Linked DNA regions of Homo sapiens: region 2 is linked to region 1. A link is a loop called in an ENCODE intact Hi-C map of the cell type or tissue named here. Cell type or tissue: Calu3. All regions are shown on one strand. Each heading gives the region's core, and the rest is flanking DNA. Links, peaks and the distances in the headings are about the cores only.

Region 1 (17,786 bases), core at 7,854-12,853:
CCCCATTAAAAAAGGGACAAAGGACATGAACAGACATTTCTCAGGACATACAAGTAGCCAACAAACATGAAAAATGCTCATCATCAGTAATCATCAGAAAAGTACAAATCAAAACCGCAACGAGATACCATCTTAAAACAGTCAGAATGGCTATTATTAAAAAGTCAAAAAACAACAGATGTTGGTGAGGCTGTGGCAAAAAGGGAATGCATATACACTGTTGGTGGGAATGTAAATTAGTTCAGCCACTATGGAAAGTAGTTTGTAGATTTCTCAAATAACTAAAAACAGAGCTACCATTTAATGCAGCAATACCATTACTGGATATAAACCCAAAGGAAAATAAATCATTTTGCCAAAAAGACACATGCACTCATATGTTCACTGTCACACTATTCACAATAGCAAAGACACAGAATCAACCTAGGTGCCCATCAGCGGCGGACTGGATAAAGAAAATGTAATATATACACTATGGAATACTACACAGCCATAAAAAATGAAATAATGTCCTTTGCAGCAACATGGATGCAGCTGGAAGCCATCATCCTAAGCGAATTAATGCAGGAACAGAAAACCAAATGCTGCATGTTCTTGAGAGAACTAAACATTGAGCACACAGATATAAAGATGGGAACAATAGACACTGGGGGTTACTGGAGGGGGGAGAGGGTTAAAAAACTACCCATTTGGTACTGTGCTCATTACCTGAGTGATGGAATCTGTACCCCAAACCTCACCATCATGCAACATACTTATGTAACAAACTTGCACATGGTACCCCCTGTATCTAAAATAAAAGTTGATAGAAACAAACAAAAAATGAAATGCAGATCAGGAGGAGCCAGAAACCTGGACTAAAAGGGGAGAGAGGAAAAAAGAGGGAAATGGAGAGGAAAGCAGGGGGAAAGAGGTGGGGACCAGAAGGATACAGTGGGGGATGAAAGGGAGAAGGAGACAATATATGGGCCTCCAGAGCACAGCCCTTTGAGATTCTGAATATAGAAGAAATAATCTTGGGGGGCTGGACAAAGGCATCCAACCTGAAGGATGTGGGTCATTGTTCTTTCCAGCTGGACAAGGCAAGTTTCTGTAGAACTGCGCTCTGCTCCCTGCCTGTGGGATGGCAGCTACAGAACAGAAGGCTGCTCTGGGTGTGTTCACAAGGACTTAGAAGGAGCCGGTGTCAGGAACAGAGGAGGGGACAGCAATATGTTCCTGAGTCCCCAAGTCCTCAGCGGCACTGCAGCAAAACCAGAAAGCTCACTGGCCCACCCACATGATCACTTCTGTCCCCTGCAATGTGACCCAGGGCCAGGGTCATTCATAAATTACAGGTCTCCTTCTAAGGCAGTGTTGAAAGAGAACTGGAATACAGTTCACCTACTTAAACTTCCCAATTCAAAGTGCCTTGGTAATGTCTCCACTCTTGAGATTGAAACACAAAATATATTTCAGGCAATTTAGGAAAAATACTACCCCACACTTAGTTGATGGCATGGAATCCACCAATTTCTATAGCTCTTTATGATGTTTGCCTAGCTAAAGAACAACAAATGAGAAAACATTAAAAACAACGGACATCTCACTGTAGAATTGGAATGAAATATGAATTAAAAATGACCATCTGGTGATTACCTAAAAGCAAATCACAGTCTGAAACCACTTAAACTGGCAATTTAGAATGTTATAAACATCACCGAACTAAACTGGACACAGAACACATGAGCAGGCTGTCTGACGTTGTGCCTGCAGTCCACAGGGAAAGGTGCTCCTGCTCCACTCACCTCCCCGGGCCTTCCTAAGCCTTGGCCCACAGGGACCCTGGAGGCTGAAGCTCTTCAAACAGGTTACAGCACATGAAGGCCAGGCTTTCGGCGCAGGCCCCTAAGTCCTCAAGGGCATGTTCCAGGAGACTCAGTACATAAAGCACGTTTTCTATTAATAGCTTTTGTATTTAATGCTTTGATATCTGGGGACTTGTTGACACCACAAGCACTGTCCCTCCCAAGGCTGGCTAATTCCCAGAGAGAACAGACAACTGCAAGAGCACCTTTCATATGCAATCCAGAGCTTACAGCCCCACCATCTCCTTTATCAGGCTCTTAGACTGGGGCCACTGTTCTCCTGCACCAATCACTCCACGGTCAGGTATCAGCCAAGTGGGGACAGCCCCCTAGGCCCCAGAACACTCTGAAATTATTCAAACTAGCCAATCCCAAGCCTGCTTACCCTGCCTCGCCTGTTCCTTCCCACTGAAACCACAATAAAAGCTCTTGCCCGCATTTTCCCCTCACATTCTCTGCCTCTTGACCAACCCTGGTGCTTCCTCATGTGGCTCTGCACAGTGTGCCATGCCTCCAGCTTCTAGGGATCTGGAAACAGGATCAACTTCTTCCTTCATGACAGTCATTCCCATGTCTGCATGTCTTACTGTACCCGACTAAAACAAATCCCAGGTACCCTTAAAACGCTCAGCCTCTAGTGCAGACTAAAGTTGGAAGCATGCAGGAAGCCTGTAGCTGCTGAACCTGCAAGAGCTCAGGGGCCCCATGAGAGTGTGGCCTATGGATTTTTAACCCCAGTCCTCCGTTAGCTAGCTGTGTGACCTAGCAAGAAAGCACTTAACCTCGCTGAGCTTCACTTTCTTCATCTGAAAAATGGAGACAATAATATTGCCGAATTCTTAGAAAGATAAACTAAGCACTTGGCAAATATGGAGTCACTTAGCACTCATGAATATTAGTTCCCTTCAAGATTTCCTAGTTATTTGCCTTTATCTTTCTATTCTGCTTAAAATACATTCTTCCGTTTAAAATGTATTCTTTTTTTTTAAATTTTTTGAGACAGAGTCTCACTCTGTCACCCAGGCTGGAGTGCAGTGGCGCGATCTCAGCTCACTGCAGCTCCTGCCTCCCGGGTTCAAGTGATCCTCTTGCCTCAGCCTCCCGAGTAGCTGGGGCTACAGGTGCCCGCCACCACACCCAGCTAATTTTTATATTTTCAGTAGAGACGGGGTTTCACCATGTTGGCCAGGCTGGTCTCGAACTCGTGGACTCAAGTAATCCGCCCGCCTCGGCCTCCCCAAAGTGCTGGGACAACAGGTGTGAGCCATCGCACCTGGCCTAAAATACATTAATCTTACATTTTAACTATTATTTATTTATTCGCCTTTATCCTTTTATACCAATGCTTAAAAACAGAAGTATGATACAAGCCACAGAGGTAATTAATTTTCTAGTGACCACATTTAAAAAGTAAAAATAGATGAAATCCTTTTTAATATTTTATTTTACCAAATATATTCAATATATTATCACTTCAAAATGTAATCAATACGAAAAGTTATTAATGAGATGGTTTATATTTTTTCCATACTAAGTTTTAAAAATCTGTTGTGTATTTTACACTTCAGCACATCTCAATTTGGATGCTACCTTTTTCATCAAAAATACTTGATCTATATTTAGATTTCAAAAAATTTATACTTGAAAACATATATATACATATCCAAATGGTTCCAAACATTCTTAAAAGTTTTTCTTTTTTTTTTTTTTTTTTTTTTGAGACAGTCTCGTTCTGTCGCCCAGGCTGGAGTGCAGTGGCACGATCCTGGCTTACTACAACCTCTGCCTCGTGGGCTCAAGCAATTCTTGTGCCTCAGCTTCCCAAGAAGCTGGGATTACAGGCGCCTGCCTTCACGCCCGGCCAATTTTTGTATTTTTAGTAGAGACAGGGTTTCGCCATGTTGGCCAGGCTGGCTTCGAACTCCTGGCCTTAAGTGATCTGCCTGCCTCGGCCTCCCAAAGGGCTGGGATTACAGGCGTGAGCCACCACGCCCAACCCAAAAGTTTTTCAATAACTGAATTGAATATCAGTTTTTTAATTGAAATTTAAGTGAATTAGAAGTAAATTAAATCTTCATTTCCTAAGTTACACCAGCCACATTTCAAGTGCCCAACTGTCACGTGTGGCTTGTGACCACTCTATTGGATGGCACGGTTTCATGCCATTTAAAATATATCCTTAACAATCACTATTTATCTTACCAGTGTAGGGATCCCAATATTCTTAAAGTAAATAACAATATTATACTGTTCTATCTTTTCATCCTAGAATACAACACGTCATTTAAAGTTGGTGAGATTTTTTACCTTTAAAAATACTCCTATCACAGCCAAACCATTTTCTTCCAGTGCTGCATCCTCAAAGTTTTCAAATTTGACTGCGTTCCAATGCACTAAGTGCAGCTGAAACACCATGAAAAGAGGGTTAACACGTGACTATACAGAATCTCTCCAGAATAAACCCACAGCCTCAGTCAACCTATGACATTTAAACATGTTTCCTCACCCAAAGTAAAGCCACCAAGAAAACCATATGACAATCCAAAATGAGATAGAAACAAAGATCAGGAAGAAATTTAGGCAAGGACAGCAATTAATATTTCTTTGGAATAAAAGGACTCGGGGAGAAAAATAAAATAAAATACATATAGCAAACTGAGTCGCATTTCAGTAAGGGATCAACATTTGCTCGTTCCCATTCTGCTTTGCATGAAATACTAACATCCAAAATCCATTTACATTTAAAGGAGAGAAAATGTTTATATTGAGAAAAGTAAGTTCTCCTTATAGGAATTAGACAAGAGTTGAAGACTGGCCGGGTGTGGTGGCTCACATCTGTAATGCCAAGACTTTGGGAGGCCAAGGTGGGTGGATCATTTGAGGTCAAGAGATTGAGATCAGCCCGGCCAACATGGTGAAACCCCGTCTCTACTAAAAAAAAATACAAAAATTAGCAGGTGTGGTGGTGGATGCCTGTAACCCCAGCTTCTCAGGAGGCTGAGGTGGAAGGATCGCTTGAACCCGGGAGGCGGAGGTTGAAGTGAGCCAAGATCGCGCCACCGTACGCCACTTAGGTGACAGAGAAAGACTCCGTCTCAAAGAAAAAAAAAAAAGAAAAAAAAGAGTTGAAGACACATTTCTTCTTTGAGAGATGACCATTTAAAATGTTCTTTTTATTGTTGATACAACATTTAAAACTAAATTGCTGCCAGGTGCGATGGCTCACATCAGCACTTTGGGAGGCTGGGGCAAGAGCATCACCTGAAGCCAGGAGTTCAAGCCCAGCCTCGGCAACACAGTGAGATCTCATCTCTACAAAAAATTTAAAAATGAGTTTGGCGTGGTGGTACATAATCGTGTAGTCCCTGCTACTTGGGAAGCTGAGGCGGAAGGATCACTTGGGCTCAGAAGTTCAAGGCTGCAGTGAGCTATGACTGCACCACTGCACACCAGCGTGGGTGACACAGTGAGAGCCTATTAAAAAAAAAAACAAAACCAATAAACCAAACAAACAAAACCTAAATTACAAAAAAGCTGTAAGAAGCAATTATATTTCCTTATGATTTCCCTATACTTTTGCTATGGTTTGGATATGGTCTGTTTGGTCCTGCCAGGTCTCATGTTGACACCTGCTCCCCAATGTTGGAGGTGGGGCTTCATGGGAGGTGTTTGGATCACGCGGGCAGATCCCTTATAAATAGCTTGGTGCCATTCGGGTGGAAGTGAGTTCTTACTCTTAGTTCCCAAGAGAACTGATTTGGGTTTTTTTTTTTTTGAGACAGGGTCTCACTCTGTCACGCAGGCTGGAGTACGGTGGCACAACTGTGACTCACTGCAGCCTTGACCTGCTAGGCTCAAGTGACACTCCCACCTCAGCCTCCCAAGTAGCTGGGACTACAGGCATGGGCCACCATACCTGGCCAATTGTTTTTTTTTTTAATTAAAATTTTTTTTTGTATAGACAAGGTCTCACTATATTGCCCAGGCTGGTCTCCAATTCCTGACCTCAAGCCATCCTCCCGCATTGGCCTCCCAAAGTGCTGGGATTACAGGTGTGAGCCATCACATTCAGCCACAGAACTGATTGTTGAAAAGAGCCTGGTACCTCCTCCTCTCCCTCTTACCATGTGATCTCTGCACGTTGGCTCCCCTTGGCCTTCCAACATGAGGGGAAACAGTTTGAGGCCCTCACCAGATGCAGATGTGAGCACCATGTTTCTTGTACAGCCTGTAGCACCATGAGCCAAGTAAACCTCTTTTCTTTATAAATTACACAGTTTCAGATATTCCTTTGCAGCAACACAAATGGATTAAGATAACTTCTCTACAAATCATTCCTTGTCCACCACTCATGAACTTATTTTCTGGCATCACCATTCCCCCAAGTCTCCTAAGTGAGACACCTCAAGGTCTTGGTTAACTTTGCTTTCTGTTCTCTGGAAGAGGATCTCACCTCCTAGTCCTGTTGCTTTTATTTCAGAAATGCTTTTTAAAAGTTGCTCATTTTCTATATTTCTATTGCCTTCATTTAATCTCTCACCATCTATCACTTGGATTAATCGCAACTTGTGGCCCTGCATTGTTGCCTGGGTTAATCTAAAAACATAAACTGCTAATTAAACGAAATCAAGCTATGCCACTCTCTTGTTTACAAATAACTAGTTTCTGATGAGCCTGCCCTCCATCTACCCTATTATGCTTTGATGATCACCACTCTCACTGCCTCTCCCCACAACACACATTCAACATTCTGGTCACATCATTTTGTTTTTTGGTCATTTCCTGAACATTCTATCAAATCTGCCTTTGCACGATTTTCCCTCAGTCTAGAATGCCCTTCTAATCCTCTTGGCAAACTTCCATACATCCTTTAATACCTAATATAAATGGCTCCTCCTTAGTGAAATCATCATAGACTCCTCTGAGTGGTCTGTATCACATGCCTTCCTCTGTGGTCCCATAGCACTTTCAGAAACATTTTTCAAATCACACTTGCTTTATAATTTTAATTTCGAGTATTCTTCCCTCACTAGACTTTGCCCTTTGGGTGGTTGAGAATTAGTACTCCTGGTACTTTGTGCAGTGCCTTGCACATAGTTGCCACTCAGAAAATGTTACAAACATAAATATATAAATGATAAAATACATACACGTTATCAGGTGACCCCAAATATAAAATGTGTTTTTCTTGCCTAATTATCCTTCTGCTCTGTATTGCAATCTTACATTTTAAAATGTAATTAAACATAATTACTATTTAATATAGAAGTTATCTGCAAAGTAAGCCAGCCAAGGAAAACTAGTACATATTCAACACATACACACACAGAAAATAGATTTCTGGCAAATCTTTCATTTCATTTCATGCCCTTTCTTCTATATCAATTACAAAATCTGTACATACAGATATATGTATTTGTTAATAGAAAATATTACCTATACTAGTAGAAGGAAACATCCATATAAAAGAGAAGGGAATTTTTCCATACACTGAAAAGTGAGTCCAGTGATCATCCAGAAAGCCCATTCAGGGCATATACCCAAAAGAACGGAAAACTGAGTCAAAAAGAGATATTTGTACACCCATGTTCATAGCAGCATTACTCACAAAAGCCAAAAGGTAAGGAATAGATAAACAAATGTGGTCTATCCATATAATGGAGTATCATTAAGCCTTAAAAGGGAAGGAAATTCTGACACATACTACAACATCGATGAACTCTGAGGACATTATACCAACTGAAATAAGCCAGTCACAAAAAGACAAATACTGTATGATTCCACTCATATGAGGTGCCTAGAGTAGTCCGATTCACAGAGACAGAAAGCAGAATACTGGCTGGGTATGGTGGCTCATGCCTGTAATCCCAGCACTTTGGGAGACCAAGGCGGGCAGATCACTTGAGGTCAGGAGTTCGAGACCAGCCTGGCCAACATGGTAAAACCCCCTCTCTACTAAAAATACAAAAGTTAGCTGGGCGTGGTGACGGGCACCTGTAATCCCAGGTACTCGGGAGGCTGAGGCAGGAGAATTGCTTGAACCTGGGAGGCAGAGGTTGCAGTGAGCCAAGACTGCCCCACTGTACTCCAGCCTGGGTGACAGAGCAAGAATCTGTTTCCAAAAAAAAGAAAAGAAAAGCAAGCAAGCAAGCAAGCCAAATACTGACTGCGAGAAGCTGGAGGGAGGGTGAATGGGGTGCTACTGTTTAATGGGTAAAGTTTCAGTTTTGCAAGATGAAAGGATTTCTGGAGATAGATGGTGGTGATGATTGTACACTAATGGAAATGTACTTAATATAATACTACTTGACTGTATTCTTAAAAATGGTTAAGATGATAAATTTCATATTATGTGTATTTCACCACAATTTTTTTTTAAATTCCAATGAGTTCCATGCCATTGCTCACAAAGAGGTCAATACTATCATGGAGAGAGTTTGATGTGTCCTCTGTTAACATGACACTGTTTCTTTAACTCCTTACAAGACCACCAGATCTTGCCCTCACCTGATTTATCTGTAGAATCTTCAAATTCCACGAGGAAAGAGTACCCATTATTCCAGACGTGGAGGCAGGTGGCTGGGTCATAAGAGATGGTCAGTGGTTTTAAGCCGGGATCATAAACACTGTCCCTCCACCGAATGTTGATGGGTGACTGGCGATCGCCCCCAGGAACCAGGTCCACGCTCTCCCAGAGTGGATGCACTAGGAGAAAGCAGGTCAGGCTATTATCAAGACTGTCTACTATCTAGCATCACACATGAGGCAATTCCACTTCTGGAGACCCTGTCAAGGCTAATGGGAACTAAGAGCTTTAGCAATTAGCCATTCAGGGCCTTAAGCAGCTGACTAAAGCAAAGGCTAAAGACAAGTCAGAAAGCACTGTGCAGAAAAACAGCATTCTGCCATCTTGAAAACCCAACTCGTCTCAGTCTGCCTACTAAGCTCACCTAAACCAAGTGCAATCAGTCCTGTGATAACAGTAAAATGCATGGAGATTAGCGCCATGTGGAAATAGGTATTCATAAATGAGTTTCTTTTCTTCTTTGAGAATTTCCCAAGCCCCAAGCCCCCAAACTAGCTCTAAATACAAAGACAAACTAATTCGATTTTCAATAACAGACTCATTTAAAAAAAAAAGAAAGAAATGGAAGAACTTTGAGAAAGGAAATGTTCAATCAAGTATTGTCAGTGTTTAACTGGTTGGCTGGTAGAAAAAAAGACTTGTGTAGCCTGCATCCCATAAGATGCTCGCCCCACATAACTGTGCGTGCTGAGTTGAGTTCACCTCCTATGTAAGCAAACTCTGAGGACCAGGCAGCCATCCTGCAAAACCTGGGTAGAACATCGGCATTGCTAAGGTCCCTGGAGGTTGCAGTGTGTCACAGGGATGTGGAGATTATCTATTAAGGTGTACACATACAATTCATCCTCCATAGGCACTGAAGACATTGCTGATGCTGATTTTCTTCCAGAGTCAAGCACCAGGTCTCTGTAGCAAGTCCCTGGTAAGTATCAGTAGACTTGCTGGTAACACAGATTGGCCTGTTGAGATCCCCATGTGTGATGAGCAGAACCAATGTATATCAGTTTGGGGTGGTCCATTTCCCTGTCCTTTAGAAGTACCATGGATGGGTAGAATCAAGGACAATAGGAAAACTAGGAGAAACATGAATTGAGAGAAATCATTACCAATGACCCTCTGCATCTTGCCCCACCACTAAGAATGGGTCGAAGGATTTGAGAAATAACTAGGCAGCTCCCACCCAGTCAAATCCCCCGAATATGGCAGGGACATCCTCTTGTTTCCATAAAAACCAGAAACTTGCTTCTGGTTTACTCTTACAGGGGCGACAGTTCTCCTGCTTCAGTAGCAGCCCAAAGATGGAAGTTTAAAATCTTAGCCTTGGCTTTATTTTTGTGTGGTGGTAGGCAAAAGTGTCCTGGCAGTATAGACACTGAGCTCTCTTGGGAGCATCCAGACCAGTGGTCTCAACAAGGAGAGTGACTACGGCCCCAGAGGACATTTGGTAATATCTAGAGACATTTTTCATTGTCACAACTGGAAGAGGGTGCTACTGCCATCTAGTGGATAGATGCCAGGGATGCTGCTAAATATTCTACGAAGCACAGGAGGAAGCCACCAGTGCAAAGCGTTATCCAGCCCCAAATGTCAATAGTGGCCCAGGTGAGAATCTCAGTCTGCAGAAACTCAGAATATTCTTCTTTTTTTTTCCTATTTCTTCCTATAACATAGTATTCTCTTATCTCTAAAGAGATTTAAACCTAATTTAAAAAATTAATTTCAACTTTAACTATAAAGGGTACACATGCAGGTTTGGTATATGGAGTGACACTGAGGCTTGGGGTCCCAACAGTCCTATCACCCCAGCCAGTGAGCATAATACCCAACAGGTTGAACCCAATGTTTTCATTTTTCTTAGTATGAAAGAATTCCTTATAATAGATTTACAACAGAAAACAGAAAAAATACAACAGAAAAAGAACAATAATTTTCTGTTAAATTTAGGAGCCAAAAATTAAAAATGCATTTGAACTGGCACAATATTTCAATACTATAAATCTGATTGGAATGCAGATTCCTTCTAGAAAGCCCTTGAAAGGCCCTGATTATATTTTAAAAGATTCCTGACACAAAGAGACTACGCACCTTCCCCTCAGACACTCAGACTGTGGTTGATAATGTGAGAATTCACATTCTTCAAAGCCATTCAATCAGGGTCTACCATGAAGACTAGGGAAGAACTGGAGTGACGATCAGCTCCCTAAGACGATGCCTTGGTCATCCTTAATTGTTCCCCATCTCATTCATGAAATGGGAAGTATCAACACTCAGACTCATGCAAATACCAGCCCAAGAAAACTGAGCCTGTTCCTTCAATTGCTCTTTAATGACCATAATGACACGATCAGTTTATGCCCTTGAGTTTACAAGTTCAGCTTCCAGAAGGTTTCTTTCCTCCTACCCACCTCCTCCTTTTTAAACAAAGACCATCTAGGCTAGACCATCCAACCCACTGTGGGGAGAGGTGGTCCTTGGTCATTATCCCCCTATTGAAGCCAACTTTTTGCCAAGGGCTTGTTTTGCTAATGATAAATTCACACTTTTCTTTTCCTCTTCCCTCCCCTTCTACCATTTTAACAAAATACAGATAGAAATGATTTCTTGGCAGTTCTCATACTTTCCCTCAAAACAGGAAGGTGACCACGAAGCATTCTGAGAGGCTTCATTTTCAGGTTTTTCTTATATGTAGAAAGTGAAGAGATTGTGACTATTTCAATCACAGTTTAAATGAGTGAAGGGCACACTGTCATTAAAAAGGTGTCAATAATCTGTCACTGATGAGCAAGAAAACTCCTTTAGATTTCATGGTGAGGATGCACTTGGTCTTAATTCTTATTTATATGCCTAGTCCTGCGTTTGATTTATTTTATGCTTGCACCACCTATTTCTCTAGCCTCCTTGTATGTCCCTGGGCTCTTCAAATGTAGAAAGCTCATTTCTGCCTCAAGCCCCTCGGTTCCTGATTCTTCTCCTCTGCTGGAATCATTCCCCTCATTCCACTTGGCACTGGCTCCTGTTATTGCCTTAATTGTCACCTCCTCTCCTCTTTGACTACCCTCCTATAACATGATCCCCTTGAATTTTTAATCACAGCATTCTGGTTTTGTCCTTCACAACATTATTACATGGGTATAGTTATAATTATATGCACACGCACTTAGTTATCGGCCTCCCCCACTGCTCTGCAAGCAAGCTGGCTTTCAACAACTACGGTGGATCAAATGAATCAGATGAAGTATATCACCGAAGAAGTTTGCTTCTTTTTGCTTTATTTCCCATTACCCCCACTGATCACATTATTTTTCTTTAACAATCGTTCAGGTTTAGCTCTTCCTCGCCTTGCCCAGACCACTAGCCTAGTTCTGAACTCTACGCCATGGACTTCACACAAAGCCTCTTGGTCATTTGTCCTCTTTTCTCACTTCCCTTTACCCCCTGAGTTCAGCCACTCAGTTTTCCCAAATTACCGGCTTTGTCAGGGTGCTCCTGTGCTAAAGACAGTACATCAAGTGGAAACTTCTGTGTCCAAGTGCCTGTGTTTTTCTAGTAGAACCCTCCTCACTTATCTAACCATTCTCCTCATTCTTTCCAAACGCTGGTGTTTCCATGCTGCCCCCGTGGTCAATCCTAAATGAGTGGTGCTGTAAATGTAAAACACCCAACAGGCTTTGAAGACTTGGTGCAAGGTAAACAATGTAAACTCGGTAATAACTGTTATATGGATCACATGTTAAAGTGATAATATCCTGGATATACTGGGTTAAATAAAATGTTACTAAAATTAATTTCACCTGTTTTCTTTTCCCCTTTTCTAATGTGACTATTAGAAAACTGAGAATTACATATGTGGCTCAATTATATGTCTATAGGACAATGTTGCCCTATACCCTCATGTGCTTTTTATCTGGTCCCTTGCTATGTACCACCCTTTTTACGAGGGATGTGCTGTTTCCTCATGTTACTGAAGACCATCTGTGTAGGCCTTGGCCTTAGTGCAGTGATGGGTGTATACACAGGGACCCTCTGTATGACTTGGCTGAGGATAATCGCAGGATCACAAATTGCCTTGTTAGAGCATCAGGGCTCTAAAAGGCACTTGGATGCTGAGTCCATTAGCCATAGAATACACATGCAGTTATCAGCACAGGAGACTAAAAGCCCACATTTCTTGGCGGTCAGTTCCAGGGCTAATCGTCAGTCCCAGGTAGCTGAAGACAACCCTGAAGCCATTAGTGCAATTCCATGGGACTCCTAATCCTCCCACTGTTTCTCAAGATTATTTGAAAGTTAATGGAGACAGTACAGTCTGAGGCATCCCAGCCTATATCAGAGGTCTTTAGGAAGACATTGCAAAACAAGCCTGTTAAAACTCTTGTCCTCATCTGTACAAAACCCCCATGACAAGTTTACCTATACAACAAACCTGCACACATACCCCTGAACTTAAAATAAAAGTTAAAAAAAAAACAAAAACCAAAAAACAAGTATTGTTCTCCAGGCTTTGGTTCTTCAAAATTAATTGGAAAAATAATAGAACTTTATAACACAGTTGAGTTATAATATAAATCAGTGCTGTCAAATACAACTTTCTCTAAAGATGAAAATGTCCAGTATGGTAAGTTGTAGGCACATGAGGCTATAAAATGTTAATGTGCTTAAATTTACAGGTAAATACCCACAGTGGCTACATTTAATTGTGGCTACATTTTAGACAGCGCCATTCTAGTCCAAGTTATCCTAAAAGGAAATGTTTCTTTTCTTTCTAAAAGCAGGGAGATCATGAACATTAAGAATCACTGGAATAATATTAAATTTGTACTATTTACATTATAGCTGATACTCTTTATATTTCATTAAGAATTAACATTATTAAATTAATTTTCCTATGGCCTAAGATCTCATGCCTAAATCTTTTTTTTTTTTGGAGACAGAGTCCTGCTCTGTCACCCAGGTTGGAGAGCAGTGGCACGATCTCGGGTCACTGCAACCTCCGACTCCCGGGTTCAAGCGATTCCCCTGCCTCACAGCCTCCCGTGTAACTGGGACCACAGGTGTGTGCCACCATGCCTGGCTAATTTTTTGTATTTTAGTAGAGACGGGGTTTCACCATGTTGGCCAGGATGGTCTCGTTCTCCTGACCTCGTGATCCGCCCCTCATGGCCTCCCAAAGGGCTGGGGTTACAGGCGTGAGCCATCATGCCCGGCCACCTAAATCTTTTTATGCGATCATCACGCTAAATTTCACTAGATGATACGCTAAGTGAAACTGATTTTATTTTCATCTTGGATAACAGGTGTAGGCTTTTATTTTTATCTTGTTATATTACAAGTCCCTAAAGTTAGGACTATCAACAGTTACTGTCTGCTACTTGAGATAACAGCAAACAGCAATCTGAGTTGACAGCTAAAGATTATCTGTGGAGAGCCTTGGGAGCAAAGATATGATGAGCACAGAGCACTGGGCTGACCTGAAATGCTGCTTACCGAATTTGCCACAACCTCCTACTTTCATTCACTCCTTATTCTGCTTTGCCTCCTCTTAAAATGTTCAGACTTAAACATCTGAGGCAGGCACTGAGCCTACGATGATGATAACAAAGTACTAGAAGTAGCTGCCACAACTTTCTTTTTTTTTTTTTTTGTTTGAGACAGAGTACAGATCCTGGTTCACTGCAACCTCCGCCTCCCAGGTTCAAGTGATTCTCCTGCCTCAGCCTCCTGAGTAGCTGAGACTACAGGCATGCACCACGACGCCTGGCTAATTTTTGTATTTTTAGTAGAGACGAGGTTTCACTATGTTGGTCAGGCTGGTCTTGAACTCCTGACCTCAGGTGATCCGCCTTCCTCGGTCTCCCAAAAGTGCTGGGATGAGCCACCGTGCCCGGCCTCATAACTGAGCTTCTAACCCTCAAGAATCTGGGGTTATTCTTGGTTACAAGCGTACACTAGCCTTCTGCTGGGGTACTGAGCTGTCAGAAACAATGAGAACTGTGTTTACAATTGAGCAGATGAGGGTCCAGAATATAGGAATAGGACCTGCTCAAAGGCCCAGGGCAAGAAAGACCACAATATTCTCCTTGGGGAAAACAGGTTGGAACAGTGAAACATACCACAAACAAAATCAAATGTTGACTTCCACCTGTGTTTTTCTAGTAACTTAGAAACAAGAACACATCATATAATATAGCTATTAGTCAAGTGAACCCCATCTCCTCGGGGGACCACTATTTGGTTTCTGTTGGCACTAAAAGCAGCAAGTTATCCTAATGGCATAGACTGATTGGACTTTAGGCATTTAACTTTCAACTTTCTGCAAATAAAGACAAACTAAATATCAAGGCAAAAACCCCACACTCACACAAAACGTTAGTAACTAGATAAATATGACTAAATTTTTTCCACGTTAAGCCTTAGAATGCAGTCCCAGGGTTCGGAATAAGCCAGTCTGGGTAGGATATGGGCACACCCAGCAATCATAAATTTGTTATGACCCCGACCAACTCATTTCAATGAGAACATAGTCAATGTTGGGATAAAACAAAATAAACTTGTAATAAAAAATTCTTCTGAAGCACTTTCAAGGCAATGGATCCAGCTAAATCAACATTATTAACGGAATTCCTTTTCTTATGTGCGTGGAGGTTCAAAAAGGGTAAACCCGAAGAGCACAATCTGAGAAACCTCAAATCCTGAAACAAGCCAGTATTTGAAAACTATGTAAATTCATTGTGAATAGTGGAAAATATATTAAAAAAACCCAAAAGATATATTTAGCCAATTCATTAAACACAACTCTCCACCATCACAGACATCTCTCCTATCATCTCAGCGGTTCTCTCCCAGGGTTATTTTGCCCTCCCTCCCAGAGGACATTTAGCAATGTCTTGAAACGTATCTGAATGTGATCATTTGGGGAGTGCTACTGGCAAGAGATCAGAGATGCCACTCAACATCCAGTGAGCAAAGGGCAGCCCCCACGCCACAGAATGATCCATCCCCAATGTCCATCGTGCCACAGTGGAGAATCCCTGCAACATCCAGCTGCAGATAGTACCTTGTATTTCCAGGAGGGGAACGAGATGAGAAAGGCTTGAGGAAGAACATTTGCTGTGTCACATGATCTTCTGTGTTTACAGCAGAGTACACACTTGCAAATCAGTCAGCTAGAATTAATTCTGCAATTCTTAACTCTGGACAGAATATTCTGAAGCATGAAGCCACTGAACTGCTTGCAAACATTCATGTGCAGCTTCCAGCAATTTAAGATTCACAGAAATAATCTGCAGTTTGTGGATCAACCTTAGTAAAAAGACAACTGCTAACCAGAAATAATAAAGAACAGGTTCCAGAATATCTGAAACCTTCTCCAGTTTCTGCATGACATCATTTTAACATTTTAACATTTGTCAAGAAAGAATGTTCCACATTTATTTTACTGGACAAATAGAGAAACAGTTATTCTCACAGTCCATAAGGCATATAATCTCACACTGGAATGCCCATGACATCACAGCTACAAACGCTTAACACGCGTGATTTTTATAAAACCAACAAGCCTTTTCTCCTCTCTTTAATGAAATGGTGTACTCTCAGGCTTATTTCTGGATTTTGTAAGTACAAGTACAGAGGCTGCAGAATGGCCTGGGCCTTGGAATCTGGAAGCTTCTCCACAGCAATTTGCATGGGGACACAGGACGAGTGACCCTCAGGGTGTTCATCACCACCATCTTACCCTGAAACTTTGATCAGTTCCCAGATAACTTGCAGGAACCCAATAACCTAGAGGGAAGAGGGCAGAGAAGTGAAAGCTGTAAACAATAGAGACTTAAGATCATGAGAAAACCTCTAAGTAGGACAATATTCAGACTCGTAATACGCACCCTGAGGTGAAGGGGAGGGCAAATGGGAGTCAATTATCCACTCTTGTTCCTCAAACTCATTGGTCACCCCAAGATGACAGACCCACTTGCTTTCACTCACATTCACTTTGCGCTTCTGCCCGCCCACCAGCCACATGGACTTTAGTTCTTCCAACTCCTGCCTTTCCCTCTGGCCTGTGCAGATGCCCTTCCTTTCCTGGACTCTCCCTCCATCTGTGACTGGTGAATCCCTACCCCCACTTCAGGTGACTGACACCAGCGTCACTTCCTCTAAGCTCCCCCGACCACAAGCTCACCAGGTCAGCCCAGAACTGCTTTGTGGTCACAGTGCTTATCACAGTCGAATTAATACCTCACCAGGAATGTACTTTATGACTGCATCCTCTCCAGTATCTAAGCCCCATGGTGGTAGGGACCGTGTCTGCCTTGGTCAGAGCTGCATCTCTTAGGGACACAGTGCCTCATTCAAAATGGGTGCTGGGAGTACTAGCCAACTGACCCGAGTAGGCTCCCTTGGTGACAAAGATGTTGGTCCGCATTTCAAGAACTAAGAACTGTGCCATGACTGCCAGCATGCTCTGAGACAGTACTAGGGGTCTTTCCTTTTCTCAAACGTCATCACCCATTTGTAGGGATGTCTATACTTTTAAAACACTTTTAAATATTTCTCCTTTGAGAGGAGGGTCTCATACCCCTATCTAAAAGATCCAAAGGACCCCCCAAATCCTGCCTGATCTAAAAAGAGGACCCTCCCTGAGTATGAACCTCATCTAGTCTCACAGGGCTGGGATTCTGCCAGTTAGCACTTTCATTTCAAAATGTATTGTCATTTCTTTTGCTCCAAGCACAGTGGTGGGTGCTATGATGCAAAGATGACCAAGACTTGAACTGTACCTTCCAGGTATGTAATTTCTCCCTTAGGAGCCTCCTGAAATGCACATAGTATGGGTAAGAGAAACACAGAGCAAACCAGTTTGCAGCAGGGTGTTTTTTGCCACCTCAGATTCTGCCTTCTCTTGCCAAAAGAGGGGCTCTCAGCAGTATGGCCATGGTGGGGTAGTGGTGGGGGTTGGGGTAGGTGGGAATGGGTGGCAAAAGGCACAAATGTAGAAGTTGAGGGGCACTAAAGACACATTTCCCTTACAAATCTGAACTTTATTTCTTTACACCATCTTTCCAAGAAGAATGTAAGATATAAAACCCACATCATGGTCCTCAGTGATGCTGAGAAAGGAGGCAAACGTGCTTTCATCCTCCCCTCTCTTTGTGCACATTCATGCTAGTAATTGGCTGTGAACTAGCTCTTCTCCTCTGTACTGCTGTCCTTGATCCTGCTCCATCTAAGCTAGAGAGAAGACTACACCTACGTGAAAGGAGCGAGAATCATCTCTATGTGCATTGTGAAATAAAGCACAGCAGGATGAGAAGCCAGTCTTTTGGCACAGTGCCATGCGCTTTGCTTTGCATATGCAT
Region 2 (11,729 bases), core at 4,107-9,106, 130 kb before region 1:
AATAAACCTGCAATGGCACAGTGATGAAACAGCACTTATCACTGCATATTCTGAAGATGCTACTTTATCCTTTTCCGAAGGTACATTTCTGATATTTGGATATGCTAGAACTATTTTCTACTGTGTATTATGTAAAAGGGGCTTACATAAATTGATGTCATAATTTGGTTCCCACGATTTCAAACGTGCTCTAATAAATGACACTCTGAAAGGTAACAAATCAGAAGTTTTCATTAAGCAGAATAGCCTGTGCCCCTGTTGGATTATGGTGCAGACTGCAACTGAGCAAATGGTGACCACGTTATCTTCTCCAGGTTTCACCTTCCCACTGATTGACGATTTTGATCCCTGATTAACATCAAATAGCCAGCTCTTTGGGTCCCTGTGGTAGCACGGTTTGATGGCATGGAGGAAACAGGCCAGAACCACTGGTCAAAAGAGAAGGCGTGGCCAGGTGCGGTGGCTCACACCTGTAATCCTAACACTTTGGGAGGCTGAGGCGGGCACAGACCTGAGGTCAGGAGTTTGAGACCAGCCTGGCCAACATGGCGAAACCCCATCTCTACTAAAAATACAAAAATTAGCTGGGCGTGGTGGCAGGCGCTTGTAATCCCAGCTACTCAGGAGGCGGAGGCATGAGAATCACTTAAACCCAGGAGGTGGAGGTTGCAGTGAGCCAAAATTATGCCACTGCACTCCAGCCTGGGCGACAGAGTGAGACTCACTCTCAAAAAAAAAAGAGAAGGCCTATTAAACATAGAGGAGTCTATATTTTCTTTAAACTTTAAGATTATAAACATTACACTAATGCTTCAAATTCACTAAGTGCTTTTAATACAGAAGATTCTTATCACAGATAAAATCTATTCGAACAATTTTGAGATCTTTGGGGTTCTCAAACGTTTTTTAAAAGCAGTAAATTCCCCAGATATGCACAACAGTTAGAAGTGAAATACCTCCGTACCACATACTATATACAAAAATTAAACTGTATCCAAGACCTAAATGTTAAGAAATGAAACTATGACCTTGAAGAAAACATACAAGTAAATCTTTGTGACCCTGGGCTAAGCAATGTCATCCTAGATGTGACACCAAAACAAACAAAAAAATAGTTAAGTTGGATTTCATCAAAATTTACAACTTGTATTTCAAAAGAACATGAAGTGAAAAGAACCTACAAAATGGGAGAAAATATCTGCAAATCATATTTGTGACCAGGTACTTGTATGGAGAATATACCAAGAACTCTTACAACTCAATAATAAAAAGACAAAGAGCCTAGTTAGAAAATAGGCAAAGGATCCAAACAGACATCTCTCCAAAGAAGACATACAAATGGCCAATAATGAAAAGATGCTCAGTGTCTTTAGTCAATAAGGAAAATAAAGTGTTTTTTTTTTTTTAATGAAATAGTCCCCTGCTTTGGAGGAGTCAAGGTCACACTCAGAAGCTCCTCACTGAACTCACACTGGATTCCCAGGAACTGACAAAAGTAACTGCCTTTATGGAGCGAACAATTCCACCTCTTCCATCCCCCGAGCCTTTAAAGTGTAATGGTTCTTCTGGTTTCCCTTAGCCAGGAATCCTAAAATCTTTCTTTTCCCTTCATAAATGGTTTCAGAATGACAGAATCCAAGGAAGACAAGCTTGCCAAAGATTCTGACTTTGCGTTAGGCAGGCATGTATACAGCAAAGAAACACAAGTAAACGGTAAGATAAGTGCTCCCCAGAGGCATTTAGAGCTCATCTCTTTTCACCTAGGGAACAGTCCACTGAGAGAAATCAGAACATAACTAGGCCTTCAAAACTGCTGGCTATTCTGCACAAGACTGGATCATTTCCTGATTGGGTTGCCACTGTCCGATGTCAGTCTGACTGCATTCATGTTTAACTGATCCCAAGCCTACAATTAGTCTCTAGTGCACAGAAGGATGTATTATTCCAAGTAAGGCAGGAAATGCTATGGGCAAGGTAACGTAGGTGGTCATGACAGAAGATTCATTAGGGATAAAGATGGAAAGAAAGAAACAAACAAACAGCTCAAGTGAAGTGAGCCAATGAATATAAAATACCTCTGAAACTGCAACAAGGGAAATGGGGCTTCCACAGACGTAAACTCCTCAGGCTTCCTGATTTGTCAGACACAGAGCCCAGGACTGAAGATTGGAAGACTGGAATTCTAGCCCCACCTCTGTCACCAATACGTTGTGACCTCAGTCACTTCATCTATCAAGTGACTCATTGAGGTCGGTTACAGATCTAAACTGTGGTGTTCTTTATATAAAGTTCTCTGCTCATCTACTGTGTGAGGCAAAAAGCTATGCCTCACCACTTGAAAATACTGGGTTTCCCCCAAAGAATATCCCTTTATATAGCAGTGGAACAATTGAGGAAAAAAATCATCACTTTGTCTTTTACCACAAATCGCCATTTTCCACCGGGTCACGGGGCAGAATTCACACTGCAGCTGTCGTCCTGCATACCATCGTCCGTTAAACAGAGAAAGGGCTGCTTGGCATTCTTCTTCCCTTTAAACCAAAAATCAAATGATATGCTTTACAGTAACTTCCTAATATGTAGATTAGCTCTACTATTAATTAACCCCGTTATTAATTTATTGTAGGACCACCAAGTTCACTGATTTTGTACCTAGGGAAGAGTCATTAAAATGGTCAAGCTCCCAAAGCTCCCAATTTATTCAGGAACCCTTTTTACTAACCCTCGGAGAGGTTTCAATGCATGGAAATTGGCTTGAATGAAACCGTCTTAATCCAAAAGATTGGACCATTAAAAATGCAGAAGTGTTTTCCATTATTAGGGCCTATTCTTTCTCAGATAGGATTGCTGTTCTTCTTATTACACTGGTTAATTTAACCCATTAGCCATGGTATGGCCTAGGCAAACAGCAAGATAAGAAGAAATGATACATTAATTGCTCTCTTAGCTGGTCAAATGCACACTAAGATGATTTTGGGCTTCAATCTCCGGCTCTTTCACTATAAATGCTTTTATGTTCTCTATTCTAGTTATCCCTTATTAGTTTGTATTTTAATTATTAAAATTATGAGTAATAATATAACCATATTGTAAAACATTCAAAACTATGTAAATATATAAAGAATGAAATATAAATTTATTATTTTTTTCTTTTTGAGATGGAGTCTTACTCTCACTCTGTCCCCCAGGCTAGAGTGTCGTGGTACAGTCATACCTCACTGCAGCCTCGACCTCCTGGGCTCAAGTGATCCTCCTGCCTCAGCCTCACAAATAGCTGGGACTACCAGCACATGCCACCACATTCGGCCAATTTTTAAATTTTTTTGTAGAGATGAGGTCTCTCTTGAAGCGATTCTCCTGTCTCAGCCTCCCAAGTAGCTGGGATTACAGGTGCCTGCCACCACGCCTGGCTAATTTTTTGTATTTTTAGTAGAGATGGGGTTTTGCCATGTTGACCAGGCTGGTCTTGAACTCCTGGCCTCAAGCAATCCTCCCACTTCAGCCTCCAAAAGTGTTGGGATGACAGGTGTGAGCCACCATGCCCGGCTTATATTATTTTCACATCCATTCTATATTTCTGTTTCAACTCTTAATATTTAAGTTTTAAATATTTAGATTTATTTAAACTTTAATTTTATTTAAATATTTTAAAATATATGAAAGCTGGGCCAAACACAGTGGCTCACGCCTGTAATCCCAGTACTTTGGGAGGCCGAGGTGGGTGGATCACCTGAGGTCAGGAGTTCGAGACCAGCCTGGTCATCATAGTAAAACCCCATCTCTACTAAAAATACAAAAAATTAGCTGGGCATGGTGGCAGGCACCTGTAATCCCAGCTACTCAGGAGGCTGAGGCAGGACAATCACTTGAACCTGGGAGGTGGAGGTGGCAGTGAGCTGAGAACACGCCATTGCACTCTAGCCTGGGCAACAAGAGCGAAACTCCGTCTCAAAAGAAAAAAACAAAATAAAAATAAAAACATAAGAAATAAAATACATGAAAGTTATATATCCAGTGGAAAAATCCCAGACATCAACAGAAACAGAACAACAAACTGTGACAAATCAGGAAGACATCCACAAGCAGAATACTTACGACTGGTACTGAACATATACATTGCCCCTCAGGTGAGGTTCCAAATTGCAGCTGACCTAGGGAGCAATGAAGAATGCTATCATAAAAAATTCAGGAAAAGAAACCAGCCATTCATCAAATGTTGTTTGTCCAGGCTAACATTCCCCAAAGTAGTTACCAATCAAAGATTGCAAAATAGAGATACTAGCTGACTCTTGCATCTATTTAAGGCGTACTTGGCACATGGCAGCGTGCCTGATCCCTGTTGGTCCAGGTCTGTTTTCTCCCACAAATATGAAATGTTTCACACATCCATAAAAATACAGAAGATATCAATCAGCCTATATATGCACTACCCAGATTTAACACTAACGTTTTCCACTTCTGAATGAGAATATTTACATATGTAAAACATTAAAGACTCAGTTGAAGCCCTTCTATCCCATTCTTCTCCCTCCTCCATCACATAGGTGAACACTCTCCACAGGCTAGGAGTGTAGCCTTCACATTCCAAACACAAACACACATATACATACATAGACCTACACAGACACAAATACAAATACACAGATACAGGCATATATACATACATCATATGCATGCCAAAACCCACACATATGTATCATACATATAAATGTCCATTATTTATAATGGGTATACACATATATATACATATGCAAAGAAACAGGTAATACGTATTGATAAACAACATATAGTGTTGCTTTGTATGTTTTAAAATTTTATATCAATAGTATTTATTCCATATTCTTTTTTCAAGATGTAGTCACATAAACTTAACTACTGTATACTGGATATACCAAATAATAAAACTTATCTACTCTAGAATGATGGTTTTTCAAGATGCTTCCAATTTTTCATCCACAAACAGTACCGCAGTCAGCATTCTTAAACAGGTCTCTGTGGGTATAAAGAGCTCTCTACTGTGCATAGCCAGGAGTGTGCCAATTTATAGGTTACACGTACCTTCACTAGGTATTGACAAACTGCTCTCTGAAGTGGTTTTACTAATGTACACATCCTCATCTACTCTTGGTATTAATAGAATTTATAATTTTTTTGCCTGATAGGTGTGAATATCATCCCATTTTCATATGTACTGTTCCTATTACTAGTTAGGTTAAATATTTGATCATTTGCCTTCAACAATGACAAATCTGATTTGTTTTTATATAATAGTATGTAAAAAGGTCCTCAAATATTCATACTAGTGTTTAGCGTTTATGTTCAAAATGAATCTATAATTTTACAAATTTGTTCCAGAGTATTTTTCTTAGGGTATCCCAAAACGAGCAGGATCCATACTCAGTGACAGTTTGTAACACCACCCTTAGAAGGAAGAATAAAAGGCCTCGGGAATCCATGTCAGCTGTGCAAGCCAGGATGAGAGAACTCTAAACAAAAGAAAAAATACGTTGTGGTGGTTGTGGTTTGTGGGTGCAGCCTGTTGCAAGTAAGGGTGCAATTTCCATTAACTACTCTGCAGTTCTGAAAGCAGCCCTCCCATTACCACTTCACAGAAGCAGTATAATCAAGAAACCCTACGAGGAAAACCACTGACGTAATCCAGTCCCCTCACTTTCAGGATAAGGAAAAGGCAGGAAGAAGTGACAAGGCTAGTCAAACCACATGGCCTCCTCGGCCAGTGCTTCTAACATGGTATTGTGTGGCTGTGACCAGGCAGTTCCACTTTAGCAGTTATTGCTTGTGCTGACAAGTAATGTGAAGACAGGAAGGCATATGCCCCAGAAACAAAAGGTTAAGGAGGAAAAAAAAAATAAAAAGAATTTTTAAAAATCTTGAAGTCGGTTGATAGAAGTATAGCCTTAAATGTCAGGAATATCTTCATTTTTGGGGGGGTGTTCCAACTTTTCATCATCATTTGCAACTTGCAGGAAAAAAAATCACGGTTCTATTCCTGTCTTTTCCCAAATTATGGGACAATTTCCCTGCCTTAACATAACAAAGGCATTCCAGCTCAGATCTGATGAAATCACAGACAAGGCAGGAAGCTTCACCCTATTAGAATTCAACTAATGGGTCCTGGGGGCAGCAGAGATTACATCTGGCCTTACCCTTGCATTAAGGAATATTTTAAAATAATTATGTGTCATCTGAATGCCTTTTTCACCAAGTATGCTGCATCACAGACCATGGTTTGTATAATACTATATTCAGTATTGAAAGAATCCAATGAATAAAAACAGTGTAAAAAAAAGAAGGGGGTTAGGTGGTGGAATCTAGATTTATGTTCCTGTGTGGCTCCAGAAGAAAGAACATACACCTTGGGTGGAAGCTAAGTCGGCACTGTCAACACAATGCACCAACAAACTTAGTGAGTGAAGTTGTGTCACACTGCACACGGAAGCCACCTACAGAGGAAGGAAGGGAATGCACCGTTTGTCACATGCAGCTTCTAAGTGAAGGACTGGATGGCTATATGCAGGGGACCTGATACAGAGAATTCATGTGCTGGAAAAGAACTGGAGCACAAAGCTACTAAATAAATGAAAGATCCTTTCCAATCTAGACCCCTAGCATTCAGGAAATACCATGCTAATATATGTTTATGATTTCATGTGGTATTGACGTGACATTGGCAACAAGGTAGGGGGTGGAAAGAGAGAAAGAGGGAAGTCACATTTATAGAGTGCTAGCGTGCCTGACCCCAGCTGAGCCTGTGTCCCAGCTCTCTTGTGCCATTAAGTACTGCAGGGTGAAGCAAACCAGTCCCCTCCTCCACACGCATGCCCACCTTGAACTGAATCACTTTCCCCACGTTCTTGAACTCGGGCAACACATCCTCATAGAAGTCTAGGAACTGTTGGTAGGTTTCTTCCTCGCTGTACTCCAGGCTTGCGTCAGGGTCATAGTCATCCCTCCTGCACTGCTCCATTCCAAACGTCGTAAACATGCTCTTAATAAGAAGGGTAGGACTGGATGTTGGGAAATTATGTTTACGTGAACATCTGCGTATGAAAGAAAAGCTTAAATTCACTAGGCCAATAGTTGAAAATTACTCACAAAACAACTGCTTTAGACCAGGCATGGTGGCTCACGCCTGTAATCCCAACACTTTGGGAGGCCGAGGCGGGTGAATCACCTGAGGTCCAGAGTTCGAGACCAGCCTGGCTAACATGGTGAAACCCCAATTCTACTAAAAATACAAAAAATTAGCCGGGCGTGTTGGCGTGCGCCTGTAGTGCCTATAATCCCAGCTACTCAGGAGGCTGAGGTAGGAGAATCACTTGAACCCGGGTGGCGGAGGTTACAGTGAGCTGAGATTGTGCCATTGCACTCCAGCTTGGGCAACAAGAGCGAAACTCCGTCTCAAACAAAAAACAAACAAAAAAACACTTGCTTTAAATTTTGAGATAGAAACTCATGTAATTTAGTTGTTTTGACTTAACTGAAAGATAATAAACCCCACTCAGATGCCAAGTTTCAGCGCTTAAGAGGATTTTTTTAAGTGTTGAAACTTGGCACTTGCTGTTTTAATGTCAAGTTGGAAACATTTCAAAGTTCATATACCATTCAGCTGCCTTTGAATGAAGTTCAGGAAGCCTATACATGTTGAACCATAGGGGAAAAGAAGGCCCGCTGATTGGTGTGACAGGATGTGGTGACAGGCATGAAGATGTCACATGCGGGACTGCTGAGAGGAAGGTGGGAACTAACAATGCAATCCTGGTTCTGTACAATCGTCAGTGGACTCAATGTTTAGACAATATAGTAATCCAAGAATTTCCAGTTAATGAAGCAATTCAATCTGATCTGTGTACAGCATCTTGTAGCTTTCATGGCATTTTTACATTTTTCCCCTCTGGTCCTTTTATCCCTTTAGGACAGTGGGGGCTAGTATTTTCACCACTTTGCAAAGACGGAAGCTGAGACCTAGAAAAGCACACTTGCCCAAGTCAGTCATATGGCTTGGAAGAGAGGGATCCAAGACATCTGCATTAATCTACAATCTGGTGCCTGTTCACGATGGGGTGTAATAAATACAATTTGTTTTTGAGACAGGGTCTTGTTCTGTTACATAGGCTGGAGTGCAATGGTATGATCATACTTCACTGCAACCTTGAATTCCCCGGGCTCAAGTGATCCTTCTGCCTCAGCATCTTGAGTAGCTGGCGCATGCCATAGGCGTATGCCACCACACCCGGATAATTTTATTTTTGTAGGGACGGGGTCTCGCTATGTTGCCCAGGCTGGTCTCGCACTCCTGGCTTCAAGTGATCCTCCTGCCTCAGCCTCCCAAAGCTCTGGGATTACAGGTGTGAGCTACCATACCTGCATCATTTAATTCTTATTTAATGAAGGTGGCCAACCATTATGAAGAACAATTTTATTTTCATAGTTTAAACTGGACCAAGGCTAAGCTGACCAGGCTGTACCTGAGTAATATTTCAAAAATCCTTCATATGAGTTTACTTTCTTACTTCCTTCCTTCTCCTAACATACAATGTGGAGGAAAAATGTAGTTCAAGGTTCCAAATAAACAAAATTTTCCTGGTTAGGTTGCTAGTTAAAAATTGGTAAGACAAAAACTTTTTTTTTTTTTTTTTTGGCGAGGGGAGTCCACAGAATTTAGGAAGAAAGAAAGTTGAAGAATAGGACGTGTTGGGAAAAAACAACAATGGCCCTGAAATGACTAAATGTTTAATAATACTCACTTTCCATGTCTGTAATGTCTATCTAAGCACCTACTGAGATAATGCTTACAGAATGCCCAGCATACACCATGCTCAGCTCAGAAATGCTTCATCAACGTTCATTAACGTGAAATTTTCTATTTTCCAAATGACCTCCTGGATTATTCAATTAGAGACCTTGTAATTAGATCCCTCTTCCCAACTACTGATAGAACAAAGAGCAAAGACTCAACCTGACTGGCAACACTAACAGTGAATCAAAATGTTATAAGTATGAAGCATGCAGAGAATTAAACAAGGAACTAATTTAATGAGGTTAAAATTCTGCTCAAGGGATTCCTAGATCTGAATGAACTTGGCCCTAGTTCCCAGGATGTCAAATAAGCATTTGTCAGTTTTGGAATAGAACCAAAGTCCCTGTCTGGGGAAAAATCCCATCTGGCCTAAAGACAGTCCTTATAATCTAAGTGTATACAAAAGGCCAGCCCTATAGCTTTTATTGAAAACTCAGCTAAGAGAAGTGACATTTACGAAGGCAGTCTAAAGCTGTGGTTCCAAGCCTGTGTGGTTCTCAGAATTACCTGGAAAGAACTGAGATTTCTTACTTCCTACCCTAGACCATCTGATCAGACCTCAAGGGGTGGGGGACCCATATTTTCAAAGTAGCTCCCTACCTGGTCCTGAAGATCAGCCATATTTGGGAACCACTGGTTTAGGGCATAATATTTACCCATTATTCTGATACTTAAGTCAGTTTGCTGCAAAAACCCACAGTTGTTGGATATTACCTTAGGCCAAGGATGGCCAATAAATGGTGTGGGTATCCAAATGCCCCCTCGGGTATAGCTAACTGACTACTCCTCTTTTTCTTCTTCTCAGGGAAGTGCTCCTGGTACGCATTACCTTTGTCCTACATAGAATCCCCGCATTGCATGTTAAAGTGAAGCTGCAATCATTTATCGAAGGTCACTGTAAGAAACATCCTCATGAAAATTACATATGCAACTGTTATAAAGCATCTATTAAAGTTATTGTCCACCTTCCTATTTAATGTCTTTGTAAAATATTCCAAGGGAGAAACCTTTAGAATCTGGTGCCAGGAAAATTTCTGTCTTTCTAGAGATACCACTCATTCTTCCTTTTTGGTAAGAATGACAGCTTACTATCTGCTTGAGATGAATTCAAATATGGAGAAATAAAAACCTGGAGAAAATAACTCACTTTCTCTTCCTTTCCTTGCTTTCAATTTCCTTTACTTTCTCTAACTTAATGTGCTAGATCACGAACCTTCTTTAAATCACTTTTGGAAGTAAGTGAGGTATAAATAGACCACTAAGTTTTACCTTCCATTAGTAATTATTACCTTTTAGGAGAAAAACAAATAGATTCCCCTCAAAGCTGTGACTCCAAAAAATACCAATTCCAGCATGGCTCTAGAATTGAACTCTGTACTAATTACAAAAACAACCAGCCAAAGAAATGCTGAGGTTATGGAAGTGTTCCTCTGATGCTCTGACAAAACTTAACGACAGAACAGAACAGCTGTACGATCTGGAGCAAGTCACCAAGGCTCTCCATAAAAAGGGAACAGAGCAGTCTACTTGTCTAAAGGGATGGTGCTGGATTTTGTAACTGCAAATTTCGCAGAATTTCATGTCACAACTTATCACTTGAATGATGAAAATCTCCACACTGCTGTTATACTTTGATAGTTGTGATGGTAAAATTTCATATGCCTATGAAAATTGTAAGAAATGTTCGCAGCCAGGCGCGGTGGCTCACGCCTGTAATCCTAGCACTTTGGGAGGCCGAGGCGGGCGGATCACAAGGTCAGGAGATCGAGACCATCCTGGCTAACATGGTGAAACCCCATCTATATTAAAAACACAAAAAATTAGCCAGGCGTGGTGGCGGGCCCCTGTGGTCCCAGCTACTCGGGAGGCTGAGGCAGGAGAATGGCGCGAACCCAGGAGGCGGAGTTTGCAGTGAGCGGAGATCGTGCCACTGCACTCCAGCCTGGGCGACAGAGCGAGACTCCGTCTCAAAAAAGAATAATAATAAAATAAAATAAAATAAAAAAAAGAAATGCTCGCAAACTAATTTGACCACTGTCCATATTTCCTTGAAATGACTTGAGGAGAGATGGGATCTGAGAGCATGACGGGCCATTCCCTCTTCCCACAAGGTAGGGCCTGTCAACCAAGTTCTCGAAATCGTTTAAGACATCTCCCCTCCTCTCACTTATGCCCAACAAAAGGAGAATTAGGCCGGGAGCAGTGGCTCATGCCTGTAATCCCAGCACTTTGGGAGGCCGAGGCACGTGGATCACAATGTCAAGAGATCGAGACCATCCTGGCCAACATGGCGAAACCTCGTCTATACTAAAAATACAAAAAAAATTAGCCAGGTGTGGTGGCATGCGCCTGTAGTCCCAACTACTCGAGAGGCTAAGGCAGGAGAATCGCTTGAACCTGGGAGGCAGAGCTTGCGGTGAGCTGTGATCATGCCACTGCACTCCAGCCTGGTGACAGGGCGAGACTCCGTCTCAAAAAAAAAAGGGGGGGGGGTGAGAATCAAGAATCAGGCTACCACGGGTCTTAAATTTGGAGGAAATGTTAGAGATAGATCCTACATGAGGGATCCTGCAGCTGGAAAACCTTAAATGCAATTTGGTTCAAGTACCCATGCAAATGTGAACTTACATGGAGTCTCAGTTGTCTCTGAAAGGTAATTCACAGTGCATTTTTCTTTGGTGGGAAGTTTTTTACACCAATCATTACCATTTCTTGTTTAGATAAAGTGGATATCTGAGAAATGGTTCTAAAGGTATCAAAGGGAATAAAGTCTCTTTCCTTTTCTTAGTTCCCAGTTTTTCAAGAGGAGGCTTTCTACTAGTTAGCAGATCCCATGACTCTTTTCACAGACATTCCAGACATCTGCAATCCCACCTCTAAAATACAAAAGGACATACACACTTGACAT

What was found. Hi-C counts contacts between places; a loop is a spot of excess contacts. Peaks named below come from ENCODE experiments on the same cell type or tissue, not always from the same donor. Only the 100,000 strongest peaks of a DNase experiment are listed, where the experiment ranks them.
Region 2: a loop joins it to region 1, with 3 times the contacts of the local background. A loop is called at or near these places in 2 of 110 quality-filtered maps.

What each region holds. Positions count from the first base shown.
Region 1 is chrX:15,679,427-15,697,212 of GRCh38, reverse strand. It overlaps CA5BP1-CA5B (CA5BP1-CA5B readthrough), which reads right to left. Exons shown (of 12, transcript NR_160544.1): 2 at 8,355-8,552; 3 at 4,155-4,250. It also overlaps the pseudogene CA5BP1. Among named protein-coding and RNA genes, the nearest start is that of CA5BP1-CA5B, 13 kb to the right of the region's middle. RefSeq lists an enhancer at 1,725-2,267. In Calu3, for the core only: no CTCF peak of the experiment used is centred there; a DNase peak (open chromatin) is centred at 9,942.
Region 2 is chrX:15,811,009-15,822,737 of GRCh38, reverse strand. It overlaps ZRSR2 (zinc finger CCCH-type, RNA binding motif and serine/arginine rich 2), which reads right to left. Exons shown (of 11, transcript NM_005089.4): 8 at 6,848-7,061; 9 at 4,096-4,151; 10 at 2,422-2,531; 11 at 1-7. Among named protein-coding and RNA genes, the nearest start is that of ZRSR2, 26 kb to the right of the region's middle. In Calu3, for the core only: a CTCF peak has its summit at 6,430; a DNase peak (open chromatin) is centred at 6,477.